Regions from separate parts of the Homo sapiens genome. Here region 1 is linked to region 2. Evidence: chromatin loops called from intact Hi-C (ENCODE). Cell type or tissue: heart right ventricle. All regions are shown on one strand. Links, peaks and the distances in the headings refer to the core of each region. The heading gives the core; the rest is flanking DNA. Region 1 overlaps EYA3 (EYA transcriptional coactivator and phosphatase 3). Region 2 has its middle 15 kb from the start of THEMIS2.

What was found. Peaks named below come from ENCODE experiments on the same cell type or tissue, not always from the same donor. Only the 100,000 strongest peaks of a DNase experiment are listed, where the experiment ranks them.
Region 1: it touches region 2 in a loop (13-fold over the local background); 90 of 110 quality-filtered maps call a loop at or near these places.

What each region holds. Positions count from the first base shown.
Region 1 is chr1:27,975,031-27,985,164 of GRCh38, forward strand. EYA3 (EYA transcriptional coactivator and phosphatase 3) reads right to left here. Exons shown (of 18, transcript NM_001990.4): 17 at 3,344-3,444. Among named protein-coding and RNA genes, the nearest start is that of XKR8, 20 kb to the left of the region's middle. RefSeq lists a silencer at 8,014-8,214. In heart right ventricle, for the core only: a CTCF peak has its summit at 4,768 (motif pointing left); no DNase peak of the experiment used is centred there; H3K27ac peaks cover 1,165 bases.
Region 2 is chr1:27,852,847-27,862,980 of GRCh38, forward strand. No RefSeq gene overlaps it. Among named protein-coding and RNA genes, the nearest start is that of THEMIS2, 15 kb to the right of the region's middle. RefSeq lists an enhancer at 3,692-3,986. In heart right ventricle, for the core only: a CTCF peak has its summit at 5,359; a DNase peak (open chromatin) is centred at 5,435.

The sequences.
Region 1 (10,134 bases), core at 737-8,736, 120 kb after region 2:
GTCAATTTCTTGTAAGTTTCAGAACTGCAACACCTAAATCTTATCTATGTCCAAGATGGAGAATGTACAGATCTGGGAAATAATAATCCCATTATATTATGTAGTCAAAATCATGTCCAGAAAACTGTGTGCTGTTCTGGAGGCCATATTTTACTTTTTATTTTATTTTGAGACAGGCTCTCATTCTGTCACCCAGGCTGGAGTGTAGTGGTATGAACATGGCTCACTGCAGCCTTGACCTCCTGAGCTCAAGTGATCCTCCCACCTCAGCCTCCCAAGTAGCTGGGACTAAAGGCATGTGACACTATGCCTGGCTAATTCTTTATTTTTTGTAGAGATGAAGCCTCACTATATTGTCCAGGTTGGTCTTGAACTCCTGGGCTCAAGCAATCCTCCCACCTTGGCCTCCCAAAGTGCTAGGGATTACAGGCATGAGCCACTGTGCCTGGAGGCCATATTTTTTTTTTTTTTTTGAGACAGAGTCTCACTCTGTCGCCCAGGCTGGAGTGCAGTGGCACGATCTCAGCTCACTGCAAGCTCCGCCTCCCGGGTTCACGCCATTCTCCTGCCTCAGCCTCCCGAGTAGCTGGGACTACAGGTGCCTGCCATCACACCCGGCTAATTTTTTACATTTTTAGTAGAGATGGGGTTTCACCGTGTTAGCCAGGATGGTCTTGATCTCCTGACCTCATGATCGCCCGTCTTGGCCTCCCAAAGTGTTGGGATTACAGGCGTGAGCCACCGTGCCCGGCCGATATTTTTAAATTAAATTAAATTAATTTTTTATATTTTTTGAGACAGAGTCTCACTCTTTTGCCCAGGCTGGGGTGCAGTGGTGCTATCTCAGCTCACTGCAACCTCCACTCCCAGGTTTAGGTGATTCTCATGTGGAGGCCATATTTTAAAGGAGGGCTTTGATAAATCCAAGTATTGGAAACCATGTTCTATGAAGCTGAGGAGATTAACTTTCCTATCATCTAGTTGAAACTGGTTCCAAGTTACTCAGAATATTGAGGTCCTAGAACACAGTTATTTTGGCATATACCCTAGTTGTTTTTCAAGACAGCTGCTCACACATAATATTTAAAAGGCTATTAACATACAGAAGAGGAAACCGACTTGTTATGTTCAAGAATGCCAGACTAGAGGCCAGGTGCAGTGGCTCATGCCTGCAATCCCAGCACTTTGGGAGTCTGAGGTGGGTGGATCACCTGAAGTCAGGAGTTTGAGACCAGCCTGGCCAAAATGGCAAAACCCTGTCTCTACTAAAAGTACAAAAATTAGCTGGGAGTGGTGGTGTGCACCTGTAGTCCCAGCTACTTGGGAGGCTGAGGTACGAGAATCGCTTGAACCCAGGAGGCGGAGGCTGCAGTGAGCCAAGATCATGCCACTGCACTCCAGCCTGGGCGATGGAGTGAGACTCCATCTCAAAAACAAAACAAAACAAAAAAAAGAATGCCAGACTAGTATGTGAAGGTAGAGAAATTTTTGCTCAGTGGAAGGGGGAACACCCTAACAGCTTGGTTGATCCCACGGTGGAATAGGCTACTGGGAACCAGTGTCCTCATCCTTGGGCATATTCAAGCAAGGACTAGAGAGACTTCTGTCAGAAAGGCTGCAGAAAATATCCTTCACAGAGTATAGGTTGAACTGGATAAAGTGCTAAGGCATTTTCCAATTGGTATATACTTTGTTTGTTTTTTTTGAGACAGGGTCTTGTTCTGTTGCCCAGGCTGGAGTGCAGTGGCACGATCTCGGCTCACTGCAACCTCCGCCTTCAGGGTTCAAGCAATTCTTGTGCCTCAGCCTCCCGAGTAGCTGGGATTACAGGAGTGCACCACCATGCCCGGCTAATTTTTATATTTTTAGTAGAGACGGGATTTCACCATGTTGGCCAGGCTAGTCTCGAACTCCTGACCTCAGGTGATTTGCCTGCCTCAGCCTCCCCAAGTGCTAGGATTATAGGCATGAGCCACCGTGCCCAGCCTCAATGGATGTATTCTGTTGTAGATGATTAAAGACATTAGCTCAGAGTTACCAACTCTGCTGATGAGTTGTTCTCTCCCCCATACCCTTCTTCAGACCAGGAAACATTGATGCCTACACCCACTAGTGTCTTTCCCAAAGAGGGCAACAAGAAGCACTTTAGAATCAAAGCTTCATAACATATGTGAAAAAATAAGGATCCCTGAATTGCTACATAAAGTGACAAATGAAAACATGAGATAATAATGCCAACTGATTACCAATCTCATAGTTTATTATAGTTGCTAAGGTTTCCACTTAACTGGATGAAGAGTATCAGGGCAGTTGGTTCTAGCTGGCAACCCAATGCCTCCATGTCTAAGAAATAGAGTTGCTGGAAGAAAATAAATTGGGATAGGGAGGGAAAGAACTTCTACAGATCCATTTAGCAGATGAGGATACTCAAAGAGGATAATTGTTCAAATTCACATAGCTGAGACACAGATGGGATTTTAAGTTCTATAGCCAAGACTCTTTCATCTATTGTTTCCTATATTAAGAAGGGGTGACCTGGGCCAGGCGTGGTGGCTCAAACCTGTAATCCCAGCACTTTGGGAGGCCGAGGCAGGCGGATCACAAGGTCAGGAGTTCGAGACCAGCCTGGCCAATACGGGAAACCCCGTCTCTACTAAAAATACAAAAATTAGTTGGGCATGGTGGCGGGTGCCTGTAGTCCCAGCCACTTGGGAGGCTGAGGAAGGAAAATTGCTTGAACCCAGGAGGCGGAGGTTGCAGTGAGCCAAGACTGTGCCACTGCATTCCAGCCTGGGAGATAGAGTGAGACTCTATCTCAAAAACAGAAAAAAAAAGAAAAAAGAAAAAAAGAAGGGGTGACCTGAAGTTGGGACCTGTATAGTGGTGGGGTTAACATCAGAACAATCTTTCCAGGGCTCAAAGGCAGGAAAGACTTTCTCTACAGAAACAGCTATTGGTTGTACTGTCTGAGAACTTGAAGCATGGAAAAGAAAGAATGATTAGCCTTTTTGCAGTCAAGTCTGATGCTTGAGAAGGCACTGTCTTTGAAGATGGAAGATGGGGCACATCTCAGGTTTAATGATGGGATCCCTGTAGAAGGGCTTAAAGATTTTAAGATTCTTGAGTGACAGGGAGGAAGAGGAAGGGATGGATCTAAAAACTTAAGAGGAAAAACTCCATCTGGAGAAAAAAAAGACCCTCTTTTTCTTTAAAGAAAAATGGGAGAGGAAGAAAGAGAAAATATTATAAATGCATAATAGATTGCTAAGATTTTGTAGTTTTTCCCATTTTTCTCATTACTCGATGTACAACCACATAGACTATTTTTCTTTACCATGGTTACCTGTTTGGCTGCAATTTCTTCATCTCGTCCATCTCCAATCACTACATATGTGACTTTCTTTCCAAACCTTGACACAATTCTCTCAAAGCAGCTCTCCTTACCTGATGAGAAAAAGAAATTTCCTGTTAGAATACTCTTCTCTTCTTTTCAAAACCAAAGAAGAGGGCTGCTGCTAGGTTCACCTGCCTGTGCTTAGGTGGACTAAGTGACAGCCCATGTAGTTTGCTTGCTGGGGAGTAGGGATGGGAGCTAGAGATCCAGTAGACCCTCTGCCCAAAGAATGTGAAGTTGTGCCATTAAAATAACTTGGCCGGGCATGGTGGCTCAAGCCTGTAATCCCAGCACTTTGGGAGACCGAGGCGGGCGAATCACCTGAGGTCGGGAATTTGAGACCAGCCTGACCAACATGGAGAAACCCCGTCTCTACTAAAAAACAAAATTAGCTGGGCATGGCGGCGCGTGCCTGTAATCCCAGCTACTGGGGAGGCTGAGGCAGGAGAATCGCTTGAACCCGGGAGGCGGAGGTTGCAGTGAGCCGAGATCATGCCATCGCACTCCAGCCTGGGCAACAAGAGCGAACTCTGTCTCAAAACAAACAAACAAACAACCCAAAAACTTATTTTAACCTTCACGTTGAGGGTGAAGTCCCTAAGATCTTAGTGTGAGGGAATTTCTATAAATGGGAAAGATTAATAGGTTTAGTGACTTGCCCCTAGATCACAAACAAGCAAGTAGCTAGAACTTGGGGCCCCTGACTCCAAATCTAGGCTCTGGTCATTGTGTCATAATGAATGAATGATTTTTGGGGTGAAATGTTTTAGGGTAGAAAAGAGAAGTGAAAACACAAGGCCCTGATTTCTTGTTAGAAACAATAACAAACAAAAAGCCATTTCCCTCCAATTCTTCATTTCCCAGAAACAGTCCTGGGTATAGGCCTTACGTCTTTCAGTGAGAGAACAGCCCCAGAATAGAACTGAGAACAGTGACCAATAAATATGGCATCAACATTTGTCATATCTGGAACCTCCTTACTTACTATACCTTGTAGTTGTAACCAAGATACTGCATCACTGAAATTGACCTTGGGAAATGGGTGATTTAAATCCATTTCTCAGAACTGCAGACAGTTTTGAGAAACATGGCAGTGTATCAAAACTCAAATCCCATCTGCAACCAACACCTAAAACATACACAGATCATACTGCTGTGGGAAAGATACTTTATTTGTATAAATAAAAAGAAGTTATATCCCTTGCTCTTTTTATCTCCCTGCTTCTGCCACCTTCTTCAGTTAAACAAGGTCCTAACTTTGGCTTTCTTCTTCATCCTGCTCTATTAACCTTCTTGTTCTTTCCCCTTGCCCAACAGAGTGACTTAGCACCAGGGTTCCTGTGTAAATAAGATAAAGCTGCCTCTTCCTCAAGACATTTGACTGCCATCTGCTGGAAAATCACTGTAATATATAAATATACAAATCTAAGATAACTGTAACATAATTGGCCAGAACTTATACTTCCATACGCAGAAGTCCTACTTGGCACAGAAGTTGTGCAGATATGTAACTGCAAATCTTTGACATCCTTAACCCAGTGGCACTTCAAAACAGACGGACTAGTCAACTGGACCAGACACTAGATCACTCTGGGCTCAGCTGGCCACTTACAATACAAGGCTTGGCTTAGGTGCACTTGGGTCTCTTTTAGTGCTAATATTTTACAATAGAATTGTCATGCCTTACATTCATATGAGGGATTCAATCAATGTTTGCTGAGTAAATTCATATTAATCTCACAAATGATTCAGTGGAGGACTGTAGTCCAGGTCTTATGCCTCAATTCAGTTCAAACATTAAACCATTCAACTAATAATAAATTCTTATTATGTTCATGGTGTTGAAGAGTTCTTTAATTCCATTTCACCCATTACAGCTTTACAAACTAAGCCAACCTCCACCAGATGCACAGTCTACTATGATCTGTCTGTAGCAAAAAACTTTTTTAAGTGAGTCAGTTTGACTTTCTTGTAAGACTCAACAAAGGCAGTAACTCATATTTTGAGGATAAGAACACAGACATTTTCACTGTCCTGGCATGCAATGATCAAGGATGAAATATACTCTGTAATGTCTCCTTTAAAAGGATTAAGAGGCCAAGAGAGTTATTAACAGCTCAAAGTAAAGAAGCAGCTCCATGAAAACAGGACTCACTCCAATACAGTTGGTAAAATACTTCCATTTCTGGATATGAGCTTTCCTGTTCAGGAGGATGAGGCCAATGATTAATCAGTTTACCATATGTCAAGCAATTGAAGCTGGTGAACTGTAAGATCAGCCAAATCTTTGGAGAATATTAGTCCCTGGGTTTTCTCTATTAAAATATTTCTAGCCAGGAGCGGTGGCTCAAGTCTGCAATCCCAGCACTTTGGGAGGCCTAAGGCAGGAGGATTACTTGAGCACAAGAGTTTGAGATTAGCTTGGGCAACACAGTGGGACCTTTTCCCTACAAAAAATTAAAAAATTAGCTGGGTATGGTGGTGGAACACGCCTGAAGTCCTGGCTACTCAGGAGGCTGATGTGGGTGGATCGCTTGAGCGTGGGAAGGTTAAGGTTGCAATGGGCTATAATCGTGCCACTGCACTCCAGCCTAGGTACCAGAGTGAGACCCTGTCTCAAGAAAACCCCCCAAAACAAAAAAAACTTCTGACATTTTCAGAAATTATTTTGAGAATTCTCTTTAATGTCCCCAAATCACAGAATGGCCATTAAGAGAACCATATTTTGCTATCATTTCAGAGGAAGTGAAAAAGTATTTCTTCTCCTTGCTCCCATTTCACAGTTCTGTGAAGAAAAGCCTCAAGCCTCCTACTGTGGTTACCATAGCACCAGATCCCACTGCAGCTTTGCAAATTAGCTCTGGATGAACTGAGACTGAGGAAAAATACCAAATAAGCACACTTACTGACAGAGGGAATGAGATCATTTCCATTAGCCTGATGAGCCTGCGGGTGCCAGGTCTCAGTATAATAAGCACTACAGAAAATCTGTCTTTCAGATGTGGGAGGCTCAGTGAGTGCTCTGGGTTCCTATGATATACATAAAGCAACCGGCAGCAGGAACAATATCTGAAGGGAGCGCTTTCATATATGTTCCCTTCCACCCAATCCCTTGTAAATGAAATAATTCAACCATACAAAAAAGCATGGAGAATTACCAGCCTTGACAACAAAGTGAGACCCCATTTCTACAAAAAATAGGAAAAGTTAGGCATGGCGGTGTGCATCTATAATCCCAAGCTACTCGAAAAGCTGAGGTGGGAGGGTTGCTTGAGCCAGGGAGGTCGAGGCTGTAGTGAGTCGTGATCACTGAACTCTAGCCTGGTGAGACCCTGTCTCAAAAAAAAAAAAAAAAGAAAAAAATGCCTACCACCAACGAAGCTTTGTAAAATCTTAACACTTCACAGTTGCTGTATTTATTTACTTATTTATGAGACAAAGTCTTGCTATGCCATCCAGGCTGAAGTACAGTGGCACAATCATAGCTCACTGCAGCCTCAAACTTGTGGGCTGAAGTGCTCCTCCCACCTTAGCCTCCAGAGTACCTAGGATTGTAGGTACAAGCCATCACACCTGGCTAATTTTTTTTTTTTTTTTTTTGAGACAGAGTCTTTCTCTGTTGCCCAGACTGGAGTGCAGTGGCGTGATCTTGGCTCACTGCAACCTCCGCCTCCCAGGCGCAAGCAATTCTCGTGCCTCAGCCTCCTAAGTAGCCAGGACTACAGGTGCCCGCCACCATGCCCAGCTAATTTTAGTAGAGACTGGGTTTCACCGTGATGCCCAGGGTGGTCTTGAACTCCTGAGCTCAGGCAATCCACCTGCCTCGGCCTCCCAAAGTGCTAGGATTACAGGCATGAGCCACGGCTCCTGGCCACACCTGGCTAATTAAAAAAATTTTTTTTGTAGAGATGGGGTCTGACTATGTTGTCCAGGCTGATCTCAAACTCCTGGTCTCAAGTGATTCTCCCACCTCAGCCACCCAAAGCCCTGGGATGACAGGCGTGAGCCACTCCACCTGACCCTTATAGTTGCTCTAGATTAAAAAAAAAAAAAAATCAAGACATTACAGAACAAAACTTTTCAAGTACTCCTAAAATGTAAATATTTTAAATCTTTATATAGATATTACATACTGTACATTTATCTGTCTGCAATGTTTTTTGTTCATCAGTTTTTCTTTTTTTTTGAGACAGAGTCTTGCTCTGTTGTCCAGGCTGGAGTGCAGTGGTGCAATCTTGGCTCACTATAATCTCCGCCTCCTGGGTTCAAGCTATTCTCAGGCCCCCGAGGAGCTGGGATTACAGGCGCACACCACCATGCCCAGCTAATTTTTGTATTTTTTGCAGAGATGGGGTTTCACCATGTTGGCCAGGCAGGTGATCCACCCACCCTGGCCTCCCAAAGTGCTGGGATTACAGGCGTGAGCCACCGCGCTTGGCCTATTGTTTTTAATATTAATCCTTATGAGTATATGTAATTTTACTTAATCCACTTTTAACTGCAATATAGCATTCTGTTGTTTGAATATATCTATCAATTTTCTGTTCATGGACAGGTTTACAGACCAATTATTTTCTATGATAAGCAAGTGTGCATCAAAAAAATCCTTGTACATGTCTCCTTGTACATGTAAGAATTACTCAAAGGTAGAGGTTAGCAAACTTTTTCTGTAAAGAGTCAGAGAGTATATAGTATATATTTTAGGCTTTGCAGGCCCTATGGTCCCTGTTGCAACTATTCAGCTCTGCTACTGTAGTGTGAAAGCAGCTATATAAATAAGTGGGCACGGTTTCAATAAAAACTTACACAAACAGCCAGAGGGTAGGATTTAGCCCATGGACTGTAATTTGCAGACCCCTGCTCTAAAGTATATATATATCTTAAAAGTGGAATTGCATGATCATAGGGTTATGTACACCTCAAACTTCATTAGACATTAACGTTCTCCAAAGCAGGTTATATCCATTTTCAATCCCACTTGCAGAGGCAGAGTTCCCATTACATTGTTAGATTTAAGTTTTTGTCTATCTGATGGTTGGAGAATGTACCACATTTAAATTTGCATTTTCTTGATTTGCAGTTCCTTAATTTGTGAGGTTAAGGACTTATTCATATATTTACTGACAGTTTTGTTTTCCTCTTCGGCAAACTGGTTGTTTCAAGGTTTTTGCCTATTTTTCTATATTCAAAATTGTCTCTTGCTTACTGATTTGCAGGAATTCTTTATAGATTCTGCATTCTTTTTCTTTTGAGATGGAGTTTCGCTCGTTGCCCAGGCTGGAGTGCAATGGCGCAATCTTGGCTTACTGCAACCTCTGCCTCCCCCACTCAAGCGATTCTCCTGCCTCAGTCTCCCCAGTAGCTAGGATTACAGGCGTGTGCCACCACGCCCAGCTAATTTTGTATTTTTAGTAGAGACAGGGTTTCACCATGTTGGTCAGGCTGCTCTCAAACTCCTGACCTCAGGTGATCCACCCACCTCGGCCTCCCAAAGTGCTGGGATTACAGGCATGAGCCATTAAGCCTGGCAGTTCTTCATAGATTCTGTATTCTAACTGCCAATTAAATGTGTTGTAAATACCTTATCCCAAAATGTGGGCTTGTCTTGTTACCTTTTTTCAAGAGACAAGGTCTCCTTCTGTTGCCCAGGCTAAAGTGCAGTGCAGTGGCACAGTCACAGCTCACTGCAGCCTCCTTGAACTCTTGGGCTCAAGTGATCCTCCCGCCTTAGCCTCTTGAGTAGCTGGGATTACAGGCACTCACCACCACACCCGGCTAATTTTTATTTTTATTTTTGTAGAGATGGGGCCTCACTATGTTACCCACGATGGTCCTGAACTCCTGGCCTCAAGTGATGCCTTGGCCTCCCAAAGTGCTGGAATTAAAGGCATGTGCCCAGCTTGTCACTTTGTTATATTTAACTGTATGTAAAATTAAAAGTTCCATGCAATCAATGATTTTTTTTTTTTGCTTTTTATACTATCTTTTGATTCTTAAAAGAGGCCCATCCTCACCTTAAGATCACACAGATACTCTTCTATATTTTCTCCTAAAAATTAAAAAACTTACCTTTTGCGGTAAGTTTTTAATCTACCTGTAATTTATTTTTGCATATAACATAAAGAAGGAAAACAATTCTGCCTTTTTTCCTATATGGATAATCCAGTTATCTTAGCACCACTGATCGAAGGTAAGTTCCATGAGGACAGAGGACTTTTGTCACTGCTGTATTCCTAGTGCCTTGGCGTTGCCTAGCACACAATAAGCACCGTTATTATTTTTCCTCATCTAGTGGATCGTTTCCATCTGCATATAAAATAGATATAATTTCTCTTATGAATCTTATAAATCCTCTGAAGTCCATATAACTCTAGAGCCACTACTTCATTTTTCTGTTCCTCTCCAAACAAACCTCCTCTAAAGAGTTGTATAGTTCCCTTCTCCAACTCTCCTTCCATTCTCTCTCATTTACTAATAAGTTAGTAAAAATATTAGAACAGGCCTAATAAAAATATTGTTAGACCAGTTCTATAAAATTTCAATTCTCTCTTAAACTACTTCCAATTAGGGTTTAATCCCGATCACTCCCCTATTCAAACTGCATGTCAAAGCTATTAATGATCTTCATGTATCTAAAAACAATCTTCAATTCAATTCTCAAGTCTTTTTTTGAGACAGGGTCTCACTGTGTTGCCCAGACTGGAGTACAGTGGCATAATCACGGCTCACTGCAGTTTTGA
Region 2 (10,134 bases), core at 721-8,720:
GGAGACCCTCTGCCTGGCAACCACCCCGTCTGAGAAGTGAGGAGCCCCTCCGCCCGGCAGCCACCCCATCTGGGAAGTGAGGAGCGTCTCCGCCCGGCAGCCACCCCGTCTGGGAGGGAGGTGGGGGGGGTCAGCCCCCCGCCCGGCCAGCCGCCTCATCCGGGAGGGAGGTGGGGGGTCAGCCCCCCCGCCCGGCCAGCCGTGCCGTCCAGGAGGGAGGTGGGGGGGTCAGCCCCCCGCCCGGCCAGCCGCCCCGTCCGGGAGGTGAGGGGCGCCTCTGCCCGGCCGCCCCTACTGGGAAGTGAGGAGCCCCTCAGCCCGGCCAGCCACCCCGTCCGGGAGGGAGATGGGGGGGTCAGCCCCCCCACCCGGCCAGCCGCCCCGTCCGGGAGGGAGGTGGGGGGGTCAGCCCCCCGCCTGGCCAGCCGCCCCGTCCAGGAGGGAGGTGGGGGGGTCAGCGCCCCGCCCGGCCAGCCGCCCCGTCTGGGAGGTGAGGGGTGCCTCTGCCCGGCCGCCCCTACTGGGAAGTGAGGAGCCCCTCTGCCCGGCCAGCCGCCCCATCCGGGAGGGAGGTGGGGGGGTCAGCCCCCCCGCCCGGCCAGCCGCCCTGTCCGGGAGGGAGGTGGGGGGGTCAGCCCTCCGCCCGGCCAGCCGCCCCGTCTGGGAGTTGAGGGGCGCCTCTGCCCGGCCGCCCCTACTGGGAAGTGAGGAGCCCCTCTGCCCGGCCAGCCGCCCCGTCCGGGAGGGAGGTGGGGGGGTCGGCCCCCCGCCCGGCCAGCCGCCCCATCCGGGAGGGAGGTGGGGGGGTCAGCCCCCCGCCCGGCCAGCTGCCCTGTCCAGGAGGGAGGTGGGGGTGTCAGCCCCACGCCCGGCCAGCCGCCTCGTCCGGGAGGGAGGTGGGGGGGTCAGCCCCACGCCCGGCCAGCCGCCTCGTCCGGGAGGGAGGTGGGGGGGTCAGCCCCCCCGCCCGGCCAGCCGCCCTGTCCGGGAGGGAGGTGGGGGGGTCAGCCCCACGCCCGGCCAGCCGCCTCGTCCGGGAGGGAGGTGGGGGGGTCAGCCCCCCCGCCCGGCCAGCCGCCTCGTCCGGGAGGGAGGTGGGGGGGTCAGCCCCACGCCCGGCCAGCCGCCTCGTCCGGGAGGGAGGTGGGGGGGTCAGCCCCCCCGCCCGGCCAGCCGCCCTGTCCGGGAGGGAGGTGGGGGGGTCAGCCCTCCGCCCGGCCAGCCGCCCCGTCTGGGAGTTGAGGGGCGCCTCTGCCCGGCCGCCCCTACTGGGAAGTGAGGAGCCCCTCTGCCCGGCCAGCCGCCCCGTCCGGGAGGGAGGTGGGGGGGTCGGCCCCCCGCCCGGCCAGCCGCCCCATCCGGGAGGGAGGTGGGGGGGTCAGCCCCCCGCCCGGCCAGCTGCCCTGTCCAGGAGGGAGGTGGGGGTGTCAGCCCCACGCCCGGCCAGCCGCCTCGTCCGGGAGGGAGGTGGGGGGGTCAGCCCCCCACCCAGCCAGCCGCCCCGTCCGGGAGGGAGGTGGGGGGGGTCAGCCCCCCTGCCCGGCCAGTGGCCCCGTCCGGGAGGTGAGGGGCGCCTCTGCCCGGCCGCCCCTACTGGGAAGTGAGGAGCCCCTCTGCCCGGCCAGCCGCCCCGTCCGGGAGGGAGGTGGGGGTGGTCAGCCCCCCCCGCCCGGCCAGCCGCCCCGTCCGGGAGGTGAGGGGCGCCTCTGCCCAGCCACCACCCCGTCTGGGAGGTGTGCCCAACAGCTCATTGAGAACGGGCCAGGATGACAATGGCGGCTTTGTGGAATAGAAAGGCGGGAAAGGCGGGGAAAAGATTGAGAAATCGGATGGTTGCCGTGTCTGTGTAGAAAGAAGTAGACATGGGAGACTTTTCATTTTGTTCTGCACTAAGAAAAATTCCTCTGTCTTGGGATCCTGTTGATCTGTGACCTTACCCCCAACCCTGTGCTCTCTGAAACATGTGCTGTGTCCACTCAGGGTTAAATGGATTAAGGGCGGTGCAAGATGTGCTTTGTTAAACAGATGCTTGAAGGCAGCATGCTCGTTAAGAGTCATCACCAATCCCTAATCTCAAGTAATCAGGGACACAAACACTGCGGAAGGCCGCAGGGTCCTCTGCCTAGGAAAACCAGAGACCTTTGTTCACTTGTTTATCTGCTGACCTTCCCTCCACTATTGTCCCATGACCCTGCCAAATCCCCCTCTGTGAGAAACACCCAAGAATTATCAATAAAAAAATAAATTAAAAAAAAAAAAAAAAAAATGAGTGTCCTCATCAGGACAATACCTTCCTCTCGTTTTAGTGAAGATGGTACTGTTGGTAGTGGTGAACAATCACTAAGCACCTGCCTACCTACCTACCATGTATCCATTTACAGCACGTCATCTAATTCTCATAGCCCCAAGAGGAATTCTGTTTTTATCCCCATTTTATAGATGAGAAAACTGAGACTGAGACTAAACAAACTTCCCTATGAGCCCCCTGTACTGAAGACAGGATTGAAACTCTAGTCTGAATCCAGAGTTTAAGGTGGGGATATGCTTGGTCCATAGGTGGCACACCCTTTAGTTTTTGTATTTTTAGTGGAGACGGGGTTTCACCATGTTGGCCGGGCTGGTCTCGAACTTCGGCCCTCAGGTGATCCAACTGCCTTGGCCTCCCAGAGTGCTGGGATTACAGGCGTGAGCCACCGAGTCTGGCCTGTTTTGTAGTTCTTTAAAAGATGTCCAAACTGAACAACTTACTGGAAGTGTGTTAAAGTATGTTAGATATAGCTGAGATGAAGTCCTTCCTGATGAGAAGGTTATGCCATGCATTTTTTTTCTTTTTCTTTTTTTTTTTTTTTGAGACAGAGTCTTGCTCTGTCACCCAGGCTGGAGCACAGTGGCACGGTCTCGACTCACTGCAACCTCCGCCTCCCAGGTTCAAGCAATTCTCCTGCCTCAGCCTCCTAAGTACCTGGGATTACAGGTACGCACCACCACGTCTGGCTAATTTTTGTATTTTTAGTAGAGATGGGGTTTCACTGTATTGGCCAGGCTGGTCTTAAACTCCTGACCTCGTGATCCGCCTGCGTCGGCCTCCCAAAGTGCTGGGATTACAGGCGTGAGCCACTGAGCCACCATGCATTCTTGCTTTCAGAATCTGAGTTGCAGAGTGAAACTTGGATTGGCATTTCAAAGAAGGCACAACAGAATATACATACCTGCAAGGATTTTTTTTTTTTTTTTTTTTTTTTTTTTGAGACAAAAGTCTCACTCTGTCCCCCAGGCTGAAGTGCAGTGGTGCGATCTCGGCTCACTGCAACCTCCGCTTCCTGGTTCAAGCGACTCTCCTGCCTCAACCTCCCGAGTAGCTGGGACTACAGGCACCAGCCACCATGCCCAGCTAATTTTTGTGTTTTTAGTAGAGGTGGGGTTTTGCCATGTTGGCCAGGCTGGTCTCAAACTCCTGACCTCAGGTGATCTGCCTGCCTCAGCCTCCCAAAGTGCTGGGATTACAGGCGTGAGCCATGGCCCCCGGCTGATATTTCATGTACTTTAAGGGCCCGGTTAAGCGGAAGCAGAACTGGGGAGGCATGTATGTGTGGAAACCTGGCTTAGCTGGCGCCATACTTCTGATTCCAATTATGTTTTAGGTGCCCTCAGAGATGAGCACTCCAAGATGGGGCTCAACTGCCTGTTACCCTAATTAGCTCTGGATGACAATACAGATGGATGAGCCCCTTCTGTTCACTCCCAGGATCAGCAGTGGCCTCATACTCATGTGAGCACAGTGCTGCTGAGGGACACAGCCTGTCCCTATCTTGGGACACAGGCCCACCCCGGATGAGAATTGACTGCTGGTTTCCCCGAAATCCTGTGCCTACTGGTGGGCCACCTGCTGAGAAGGGAAGGGAGACCCATGTTCCCCTCCCCGGGGGGGAGACGGTGGCAAATCCTGTGGAGAAAGACATCTACTGACTGAACGGCCCGTTCCCCAGGGGATCCTGGCCCAGGATCAGCTGTTTGATGACCGTTTGCCTAAAATATGCCCACTACTAAATATAGGTCAGAATTTCAGAGTCAAAAGAGACCTGGGAGGTTCTGTCTAGACCCTTCATTTTGCAAATGAGCAAACTATGGCAGTGAGGACTTGCTTCATTCAACTTGGATGGATCAGACGTCTATGACTTGGGCCTATGGAAGTGCACCACCCCTGCTACCCCAGCTACTACAAGAGGCTCACCTAGAGGGAGACAGCCAGGCACTCAGATGCTGTCTAGACCCTTGACAGCTCGAGTGGAAGGATGGAGCCGGCGAGAATAGCAATAGGAATTTATTACCTGAGGCATGTGGACCATGGTTTTCCCAGCAGAGGGGCCACCATGAGAGGGGTGTGGAAAGAGGACATGGGATGGGGGTGGCTGGTGAGTGGGAGCGGGGAGGAGAGCCTACCCTATAAGCTTTGCTAGGGAATTACCAGGAAGGCACTGAAGGATATTTTTCTTAAAAAAAAAAAAAAAAAAAAAAAAAGACATGCTCAGGTAGATGTTTTGGAAAATGCAGAGAAACTGACATCACACACACCCTCACCTAGAGCAGGGGAGGCTTCCTTGGGAAGGTCTCAGCACGGGCAGTGAATGGTCAGGTTCAGATGATAGAAAATCCATGGGGTAGCAGGTGAATAAGGGGTCCCTGGCCTCTCATGAATCTCTCCACGCAGGGAGACAAGCAGGTGTTCTAGTGCTCTCTTTCTCACAGCTTAGCAGATCTAGAGAAAAGTCCAGGTGTTTCAAGAAGACTGAAGACGGCTGGGCTCAGTGGCTCACACCTGTAATGCCAGCACTTTGGGAGGCCAAGGCGGGCGGATCACCTGAGGTTAGGAGTTCGAGACTAGCCTGGCCAACATGGCGAAACCCCCATCTCTACTAAAAATACAAAAATTACCCGGGCATGGTGGCGCACACCTGTAATGCCAGCTACTCGGGAGGCAGAGGTTGCAGTGAGCAAGATCGTGCCACTGCACTCCAGCCTGGGTGACACTGCGAGACTCTATCACACACACACACAAAAAAGACTGAAGAGAGAGTTCTCCGTTAGTTCTGCCTGTGGGAGGGGAGGGGGGGCTTCAAAGAGCATGACATTGGATGTCTCCACGTGGTGGAGGGGAGGGTGCTCCACGCAGGGGCTACTGTGGGAGCACAGATGGGGCAGAGTGGACTAAAGTCTGGCATATGCCGGGGTGGAGGGAAGGTCCTTGAATGCCTGTGGAGTTTGGATGTTCTCTGTGGAGAGGGAATAAAACCATTGCCTGTTCCCTGGAGGGAATTGGATGCTGAAGCTTCTACCTTTAACAGGGGCATGGGTGCAGTTCCAGCCTCTGCCAGCAGGCTGGGCCCTGTGCCCACTTTTGAAAGACCTTCAGGGCTGTGGGGCATGAGATGAGAGAGGGAGGGAAGATAATCTGGCTCACTGCCGGGCACTTTATGTGACTTACCTCCTTAATTCCCCCGGGCACAGCCCTGAGAGGAGGTTGGCAGTGTCTGCATTTTACAGATGGGGAACTTGAGGCTCAGGGTACACAGACCCAGGTCACAGCCCTGGCAAGCCATGCAGTGGGGATTCTAGCCCGGCCCTGAGGTTTTGGAGCAGGGACGGTGCAGGGGAGTCTCCAGCCCAGGCTCCTCCCCTGCTCTTTCCACATCTGTGACAGGCTCTGGATTTTGTTCCCTGAGTTTTTTTCCTTCTCGAGTTCCTGTCCCCTCTGTCTCTATCTCTGTCCCCTTTGTGGTATGTGGGGCTTCAAGTACTACTGAGTCTCCACAGCTGTGCCAGGTTGGGCCTGGGCAGCTCCCCATAGAGGCTGGCGCCCATAGCCAGGGGCAGGGTTACCAGCAGGAAGTGCACCCCTGAGCCCCTCACCGCGGCTCCCAGCCTGCCTGCCTCGGTGGCCCCCACATCCCCGCCTCCCCAATCAAGGCATCTGCTCCCACTGTGCCCCATCCTGTTGGCAGCAGTCCTCCCTCTCCTTTGGGTCACTGGCAGCAGCATCCAGACTCACCATTACTGTCCTCTCCTTCATGGAAAATTAAGCAAACCCTCTTGATTCCACTCCCCGCCAGCTGCCCCAGCCGCCCTCCCATTTCTCTGCTCCACTTTCTGTCCCTAGTTCCTCTCCTCCATTTGCTGTTGAACCTACTCCAGGCAGGCTCTTCCCCCAACACTCGCTCCCTCCACAGTTGGTCATGTTTGCTTCTCTGCGGCCCCTCATTTCCCTCTGAGTGAGAGCCAGCCTCACCCTGCCCTGCACGCCGTCACCCTCCCGTCACCTCTCTGCTTCCCCTTGCTCGCTCCCCTATAGCCCATGGGCTTCTGGCTGCTCCTTCCACCCTCAGGGCACATGCCTGCCCTGCCCCTGTGGCTGGGCCTCTCTCCCAGGCATCAGCAGGGCTCCCTCGCTCCCTGTCCCTACGTTGAGAAAGAGAAAAGCAGGCCCTGACCTCCTGGAGCCCGCCTGGAGCCCAGCGGGGCTTCGGTATTCTCCAGCTGAACCTAAATGACTTCACAGGACATCAGCAACAGACAAACCACCTGGGACCACGATGGATCACGACACAAACAGGGCCACTCCACAGTCATGTCTGAGCACAAATAAAACATGAACAATGTCCAAGCCACAAAAAGGACCAATCATCCCTGCAGTGGGTGTTGACCTGTAGGCCCTAAAACATTCATCCAGGACCTCAGAATGTCACAGTTGAAGTAGGATCTTTGCAAGTGTAATTAAGGTAAGGATCTTCAGATGAGATCGTCCTGCATTAGGATGGGCCCTAATCCAGGAATGACCTAATAGGAGACAGAAAAGGAGGCCGGGAGTGGTGGCTCACGCCTGTAATCCCAGCACTTTGGGAGGCCTAGGCGGGTGGATCACGAGGTCAGGAGTTTGAGACCAGCCTGGCCAACATGGTGAAACCCTGTCTCTACTAAAGATACAAAACAATTAGCCGGGCATGGTGGTGTGCGCCTGTAATCCCAACTACTTGGGACGCTGACGCAAGAGAATTGCTTGAACCCAGGAGGCAGAGGTTGTAGTGAGCCAAGATCACACCACTGCATTCCAGCCTGGGCGACAGGGAAGACTCCATCTCAAAAAAAAAACAAAAAAAACAAACAAACAAAAAAAAAAACTGGAAAAGGAGAAGACGGGGACACAGAAGGAAAGGCCATGGGAAGATGTGGAGGTTAGAATGATCTGTCTACAAGCCAAGGAGCACGAGGATTGCCTCAGAGCTTTCAGAAGGAACCAACCCTACAACACTTTGATTTCTGGCCTCCAGAACTGTGAGAGGATACATTTATGTTGCTTTAACCTGCCAAGTTTGTAGTCATTTGTTACAGCGGACCCAGAAACGAATACAATCCCCCTGTCCTGGCTCATAGGAGACGCTGTTGCTTCTTACTGATCACAGCTCTAGCTTTGGTCTAGTCTTGCCTCCCTCTAGATAAAATGTATTAATGTCCTCAGCCATAGAAATACCCTTGCTTCTGCACAGCATCCAATCCAGAGTGAAGCCCTGCTTTCTTTTTTCTTTCTTTGAGATGGAGTCTCACTGTCACCCAGGCTGAAGTACAGTGGCATGATCTCAGCCCACTGCAACCTCCACCTCTCAGGTTCTAGTAGTTCTCTTGCCTCAGCCTCTAGAGTAGCTGGGATTACAGGCACGCACCCCCATGCCTAGCTACTTTTTGTATTTTTATTAGAGACGGTGTTTTACCATGTTGGCCAGGCTGGTCTTGAACTTCTGACCTCAAGTGATCCACCCTCCTCAACGTCCCAAAGTGCTGGGATTACAGGCGTGAGCCACCATGCCCAGCCCGAAGCCCTGCTTTCTTAAGCACTCAAAAGTCATCTAACCCAAATCCTGTAAGTCCTTTCTAACACAGCTTACTGAGTTGCCCCACAGTTTCCCATGGCATGTGCTATCCCTATGATAGCACATAGTCACGAACCCAACTTACTCAGATGCCCCTCTGTTCCTGGGAGTCTGTGGCTGGAGGGCATTGACAACGTCTTGGCCCCAAGGCTAACATCTCAATGAGGCCAACCCTCCTCACTCCCAACCCCTTATCCCCGACCTCCCACTTGCTCCACTGTTCCCACAGCACCATCCCCTCTACCACACACCACCCTACGGTGGTATCGTTTACTTATTGACTGCATATTGTTTATGGTCTGCCTTTCCCCTCCCCTCACTTGAGTGTAAGCTCCACTAGGGGCAGGGGCTGTTGTCTGTTTTGATTCCCAGTGTATTCAAAATGGCTGGAACAGCCTAGCACATCGCTGGCACGCCATAAAAATTTGTTGAATGAATGAATCGATGTTGGGACAGGAGCAAACCAAGGAAGCGCCTAACCAGCCTGGCCACCAGAAGGCTTCGCTGGAAAAGGGCTGTCAGGGCTGGGATCTGAGGGATAAATAAAGGTTATCCAAGCACAAGAGTTGGGAGGAGAGGCCGGGCGCAGTGGCTCACACCTGTATCCCAGCACTTTGGGAGGCCGAGGTGGGTGGATCACTTGAGGTCAGAAATTCAAGACCAGCCTGGCCAACATGGTGAAACCCCGCCTCTACTAAAAATACAAAAAATAAATAAGAAAGAGTGGGAGGAGTATTCCAGCCATGTGCAAAAGGCTGGGGAAGCGAGGAGGTGTTTCAGGATTGAGGAAATGCAAGTGCTTTGATGTGGCCGGAGAGAATGTTCTGGAAAAGGAAGGCAAGCGATGAGGCTGGAATGTTGTCAGAGGCCAGGACACGAAAGACCACGTCATCAGGAGCTCAGACTTCACCTGAGGGCCATGGGGAGTCCTGGAAGTGTTGAAGCAGGAGGTGATATGTCAGAGCTGCATTTAGGAAGAGCAGAGGGGCCGGACATTGTGGCTCACACCTGTATCCCAGCACTTTGGGAGGTCGAGGCAGGAGGATCGCTTGAATCCAGGAGTTCGAGACCAGCCTGGGCAACCTGGCAAAACCCATCTCTACCAAAAATACAAAAATTAACCAGTCTAATAACCCAGTCTCTAAATAAATAAATATACAAATAAATAAATATATAGGTATTTTTTGTTTTAATAATAATTGTAATTTCCAATATGTTGTGCAAGGAGATCAGAGAGGAAAATCATATTAATTTGATATTTGTGGAAGAATTTGTGCAAATTGTATTTAGTGCCACCACAATGTGAGGATGAAATTTTTTTTTTAAGGAAGAGCAGATGGGAGGGAGGGGACAGTCCCGGGGAGGTGAGGCTGGAGGTGGGAAGACTAGCAGTGAGATGGTCTCAGGGCAAGACAATGTGGCCTGGACCACGCTGGAGAGTCTAGGGAGAAGGAAGAAGACCCAAGGTGCCTCTGGGGACTCTGGCTGGGCATCCAGGGTTTAGAGGTGTCATTCACTGTGGAGGGGAACACAGGAGAGGGGCAGGTTATGGGGAAGGTGCTGAGATTGAGGCCCTTTATGCCGTAGAAATCAGGGCAGATGTGTGCACACCTGGAGCTCAAGACTGGCCTGGACACAGGCTTGGAAGCGGGACAGGGTGAGGCCACATCCCCCACATCGGGGAGGATGATTCTGAGGACTTCTACTTACAAAACTGTAAGAAGAGGGGGCTCAGGTGGCAGGGTTTCAGGGAAGGGCAGAGGGTGGCCCACTCCCCACCTCTCCTCCTCTCTCTGTCCTCTGGGCGGTCTCTAGGTCTCCACTGGCCCCTGCAGCCCCCAGTGGCTGGAATCACTCCCTTGGAGAGAGACCTCTAAACTGACTGCTCCAGGCTTCCTTAGAAAGCAGGGAGGAGGCCCCCCGCACAGATGGCTGCAGCAGTAGCCCCTCTGGAACCCAGCACCCACCTGGAGGGGATGACAGCATGGACCTGGGACTCAGGCCCTAGTTATTCTGGTAAGGCTCAGGACTGGGCCTGAGGCATGTCGCAGTTCACATGGTCCCAGCAGGGCTGCAAGCAAGTCCAGCATAGCCTGCTGGGCTCCTTTCCCCGCACATGGCCCCTCAACAACCCCCACCTTGGACCCTGAGCAGAGCGAGAAGCACCTTGCCCAGACAGGAGAGATGAGCCCCTTCACCTAGACCCCACGGGCTT